2 separate regions of the Homo sapiens genome follow, and region 1 is linked to region 2. Evidence: chromatin contacts called from ENCODE Hi-C or POLR2A ChIA-PET data. All regions are on one chromosome and are shown on one strand. The core of a region is the stretch at or near the end of the contact, and the rest is flanking DNA. Distances in the headings are between cores, read along the strand shown.

The links. Hi-C counts contacts between places; a loop is a spot of excess contacts on that map. ChIA-PET counts read pairs that join two places held with the same protein, here RNA polymerase II (POLR2A). Pooled maps may share reads with other maps.
Region 1: a map with no recorded cell type shows a loop between it and region 2 (6-fold over the local background). The contact joins two enhancer-like sites. A Hi-C loop is called at or near these places in 4 of 168 maps with a recorded cell type or tissue (B cell, GM12878, HCT116 and 1 more), 9 of 37 single-sample maps with no recorded cell type and 8 of 50 pooled maps. POLR2A ChIA-PET finds 5 or more read pairs at or near these places in 2 of 52 experiments (activated B cell and activated T-cell).

Annotation. Positions count from the first base shown.
Region 1 is chr2:54,633,525-54,636,224 of GRCh38, reverse strand. All of the region lies in intron 17 of SPTBN1 (spectrin beta, non-erythrocytic 1), which reads right to left. Among named protein-coding and RNA genes, the nearest start is that of SPTBN1-AS2, 45 kb to the left of the region's middle. RefSeq lists enhancers at 969-1,028, 1,269-1,448. Within about 2 kb of position 1,429, at least 24 of the 41 ENCODE cell types and tissues checked have a DNase peak (open chromatin) inside an H3K27ac peak, as active enhancers do; they include B cell and OCI-LY7, where a contact is called at or near this core.
Region 2 is chr2:54,091,736-54,094,435 of GRCh38, reverse strand. It overlaps a transcript of ACYP2 not described here. Among named protein-coding and RNA genes, the nearest start is that of ACYP2, 23 kb to the left of the region's middle. Within about 2 kb of position 1,320, at least 4 of the 41 ENCODE cell types and tissues checked have a DNase peak (open chromatin) inside an H3K27ac peak, as active enhancers do; they include B cell and OCI-LY7, where a contact is called at or near this core.

The DNA of each region.
Region 1 (2,700 bases), core at 180-2,679, 540 kb before region 2:
TATGCTTATACCACATAGGCAAAATGCAAACGTAGAAAAATAATTATACTATAATGCTAAATGAAAATAGTTTATACATATTAAATGATATAAAACTCCAAGGCATGGGTTAGAAAGCAAACACTTAAATGGCATATGCTACAGATGGGATTAAGGGCAGTAGTTTTCCCCTTGAAAATGTCAGACATTTACTGCTTTTACAACAACAAAAAATAATAAAGGCCAGAGACATTTTATGCCATTGCCATCTATCATCAGAAACCAAAATTAAATTTAAAAAAATAAAAGATTGTTAGTGAATTTGGGCTAAAAAGAATTAGTCATCTAAGAATGTGGATGGGTTAGGAATGTCAAAAGGAAATTCCCTTCCCTCAAATTCCAGTTCTATTTCTAGGGGAGTTCAAGAACGCAAATCTTTAGAAAGGAGATAATATGAGTTGGAGTTTAGTGACAAATGCAGGAGTCCTGCCAGTAGTCAAAGGGATAAAGGATTCCATTCCCTTTGGCATGGCATCTCATTGAAGTCCTACAGTGGCAGGGAAGAATCCCAGATACTGGAAATTAACAACAGGACACACATCCTCGCCTCTCACGGAAATAACAGAAATGAAAGTAACTTCAAACACTGGAAAGATTCATTAAGGGAGAAATATGACCATACAGAATCCTGAATGTATTTCTTATATAATCAACTCTCATGCATGCCCGGCAGTTACCGGCCCAGGCAGCCTTTCTCCTATAGTGGGACCATCAAGATGGGAAGAAAGAGGCAAGGATTTAGAGTCACATGTCCAAATGACACCGATCTATGCGCAGGTGTGACAACGGCCTTCGTGTGGTGTGAAACACAGCCACACAGGCATCTGGGACTGCCGCTGACTCAGAAGACGCTTAAAAGAAGTGAGTGTGGCTTAATGGTTTACTAGTGCAACGGACATCATTCGTGGGAAGTGAAACTCAGGAAATTCTCTCCATGTTGGATCACGGATTCAATTACAGGGAAGGGCCTGAGAAGGACCTTTTAAAACTAGGGAGTAGTTTCCACAGTCTTAAAGAGTGCTTTTCCATCTCTCACTTTCTCTCCCTGTAATAAGACTCAAAAAAGCTCCCTCATCACATGAAGCAGATGCGGGTGTTCTGGTTTCTGTGAATAGTCAAGAACCCCAGGTGCCTGAGTGAAACAGCTGGGTAACTTCTGAGCCTGTTTTCCGGTGTGAGACAGGGTCTTGCTTTATGAAGCTGGATACTGTTCCTTGCTCCCCATGAACTGTGCTGTGGCTGGAATTTCCCTCTTGGTCAGGAGCTCCCTCCCTCCCTGTTCACATCCCCTGGGGCAGGCTGAGGACAGTCTCTTCCCACTCACAGGCACTTTGAAGGCCACTCATGCCCCACCCACATCTGTTAGAGTCAGTGTCTTTGTTCTGGTACTCTTTCAACAACTCAGGAAACTTCCTGAACGTAAGCACATTATAATGACTTTACATTCTAGGAGAATCGCTTCACCACAGTGTCAGGATGTTTCGAGGAGCGGGGATTATATCTGAAGGTTTAGATGTTTACTTAGTTTGTGCTCCTACAGCACCTGGAACTCACAGATGTGTGTGTTTTCATAACTGACAAGTACCCTCTAGGGTCAGTTTCAATTCTGTGGGCCTCTGGGGATATTAAAGTGAAATCAGAATTCAGTTAACATCAATGGAGAAAAATAAGAAAATGTAGTTCTCCTGATGGCAGGTCATCGGAAAGCTCCCTCCTTCCATCTTTATTATGCTTATTGATAGTACAGGGTTATCTTTACGTTTCATTTTTAAAACTGAGGAATCCTAAGGAAGCTCTGGAACACCAGTAGCCCAGGCTCTTGGTCAAGGGCAAAATGAAGGTTAAGCCACAACTGAGGGCTGCTGCTGCTGAAACGTTTTATCATATCCAGGAGTCTAGACAGCATCATCTGCTTCCAACAGCTTTGTGCAGTTGCAGCACTGGGGACATAAAAAGAAACCGAGGAAGCAGCAAGGCAGCTGCATGCCTGCCTGAATGCACACATCCCTAACAGCCAAGCCCGCCTGCAGGAAACCAGCTGTGTGCATCTAACATGGAAGTACATAGGATATCTTATTTACAAAATACTCAGAGTTAATATTACAAAAAAAGGAAATTCTTTTTCCCTAGGTTATGAATGCTTTGCCCAATTGCTGTTTCTCATGCTCATTTAAGGAGGGTTTGGTGGATTTATTTTTCTTTTTTGCAGCTGTTTTAAAAGCAACAGATACAAAATTATAATTAACATAAGTTATTCTCTATTCCACAATACCACCCTAGAACATATAGTTCAGCCTGGGAATCAGCTCAGAAAAAAAGATTGGAAGTGGTAAAGACAGGAGCTCAATCTTTATTGGAAACAGAGTAATCCCCTCTCCACCCATCTTATTTTAAGTCAACCTGACCAGGGGTCCCAGGAAACCCTCTCAGATGTGGTAAGCAAAGGAATATTTTTCCTTTCCAACACACTTGAAGGCCAGAAGAGAGGCAGAAAGGAAGGGCTTGTTTTTTGATTACATCAGTCTCACAGCAAGCCCTTAAATTCAACCCAAACTGGAACAGGGGCTAGTGATTGATCCAGTGGCTGGCCCAGACTGGCCTGTGCTAGTGCATCCAACCCCTGATCTGCCCCAACCTCCAACTTAAGTAACCGGGGCAAGG
Region 2 (2,700 bases), core at 71-2,570:
CAAACATGTGAAACCCCGTCTCTACTAAAAATACAAAAAAATTAGCTAGGCATGGTGGCACATGCCTCTAATCCAAGCTATTTGGTAGGCTGAGGCAGGAGAATTGCTTGAACCTGGGAGGCGAAGTTTGCAGTGAGCCGAGATGGCACCACTGCACTCCAGCCTGGGCAACAGAGTAAGACTCTGTCTCAAAAAAAAAAAAAAAATTTTTTTTCTCCCCACCATGTCTTCTTCTCTGCCTACCAAAATCTTCCTTTCTTTTGCAAGCCAACCATGAGTGATCCTGCCTTCATGAGGCCTTTTTCATCCACAGCCAGAATTAACCACTTTTTTGTAGTTTTTGTACATTGCCAGTATCTCTAACATGTACTTCATTCTCCTAAGTAGGACAGCTCTTCATAGCTTTACTAAGCATTTTACTTTTCATTATTTTATTTACACTTCACAATGATACTGAGTGGGTTTGTTTGTTTGTTTGTTTGTTTGTTTGTTTTTTGAGACAGAGTCTCGTTCTGTCACCCAGGCTGGAGTGCACTGGCATGATCTCAGCTCACTGCAAGCTCTGCCTCCCAGGTTCATGTCATTCTCCTGCCTCAGCCTCCGGAGTAGCTGGGACTACAGGCGCCCACGACCACGCCCGGCTAATTTTTTGTATTTTTAGTAGAGACGGGTTTTCACCGTGTTAGCCAGGATGGTCTTGATCTCCTGACCTCGTGATCCACCCGCCTCGGCCTCCCGAAGTGCTGGAATTACAGGCGTGAGCCACCACGCCCGGCCAAGTGGTTTTTATTTAATATCATTGTTATTCCCACTTGACAGATGAGAAAACTAAGTCTCTAAAAGAGGAAGTGACCTGTACCCAGACACAGAAACAGCACCTGAATTCTAGGCCACATCCTCTGAATCAAACATTATTACTTCTCTCTGCCTCACTCACTACCTCTTTATCATTAGTTGTTTCCAAAAGTCTTGTTTTAATGTTAAAATTAGATTTGAGTCAAAGTACTATTTGCATACGATATTAATTTCGGTAGTTGAGAAAATCTTAGAAGGAAAAGCAAATCTCCCACCTAATCAATCTGCAGTCACATTTTGCAGAGACAATATTCTTTTCAATATTTCTACTTTTAGTTCTTCCGGCAGTTGTCTGTGTAACTCTAGAGAATATGCTTACACCTTTACATATTGATTTTTATCACCCTTAGATATTATCTGCTGACTTCCTCCTGTGAAGGGGGAGGACTTAGCTCATTTGCATTGCCCTAATGTCTTAGGTTAGGTTCCCTGGGAAACTGACTCTCAGGCAGAGACTTACATGTAGGAGGCACACAACTCTGGAGCAGTGAAGGCAGCAGAATTGAGCTGCAGGAGGAGTTTACCTGCTGTGCAGTCGACAATAGAAGCCTCAGCCCAACCAGTGGGAGCTCAGAGCTCACTTCAGAGTTGTCTACTCTGAACGATTGTACCCCACCATCAATGGGTCGTTGGATGCAGCCTGGGGCACATAAACTTAGAAAGCCAACTCTCTTTGGCTGAGGACAATTCTAAAAGAACTCAAGGTAGGTTGTCAAGCAGCCAGTACTTCTGGCAGCCAGAGAATGAACATCATGGTCCTAAAGTGGGGATCTGAGCAGAGCACCATGGCATGCATCACTGTACACCCTCTATGTCACTGGAACCCACCTGCTTCTATAGTAAGTTCACCCCATTTGAAATTAGCTACCCTGGATTTCTGGTTGGTTCCATTAGGAGAACCTTACTAGAATGTCAGGGGGCCAAGTTACAGTCTTTCCCTCTGTAGCTGCTCTCAAAGCCACTTCTGAGACACTCCATTTCCCTCTTCCACTACCAATTCTAGATTCCCCTCACCCTCACCTAGCACCTATGCTGCTCTAGATGGCTTAACTGGTGGATGATTCCATTCCTCATCCCTGATAAATCTTAGCCCTTTGTCACCCAACCCTGTTCCAAGGCTGATTATAGGATAACATAGGTTGGCTACATTGTTCACTTACCATCACAACTGGGCAGGAGAGAAAGAAGAGCTGCTCCTACGGATCAGCGGAGTGTCAAATATATTCTTCTCTGTCCCACCATGAAGCAGAAATCCCAACTTCTCCTGATTATCAGGATCCATTTTTCCTGCTGAAATGTGGTTCCTGTCCCTATTCTTCCCTCTTTCATAACCCACTTGTAAATGAAAGTGCCTATAAGACAGCTCTATTCCATTGTTCCCCAGCACTGCAAATTCAACATCTTCAAAACTGAACTGACATTTTTTTCCCTTCCTTAAACTGCTCTTTCTTCTTCAACCATCCAGTACCTCTGCTGGAAACCTGGTTCATCTTTGGGTCCTCCAACTCCCTCACCCTCTATAGCTGCCTTATAGCTCTGTAAAGTCTCCCTCCTAAATGGCTTTTAAATCAGCCTCACTCTCTTTCCCCACAGTTGCTGCCCTTGTCTGGGCACCCCTCCTTTCTCACACGGACTATTACAAACACTTTCTTTCTCCAGTCTTGCTCGTACTCCTCCCACCAGCATCTCTGAGGTATAAAAATGAGAAACAAAGAGACCTGGAACTAGAAATGTCTCTATCTAGAGCGACATTTAAAATCAAGAGAGTTGGCTGGGGTTAGTGGCTGACGCTTGTAATCCCCGCACTTTGGGAGGCCGAGACGGGTGGATCACTTGACATCAGGA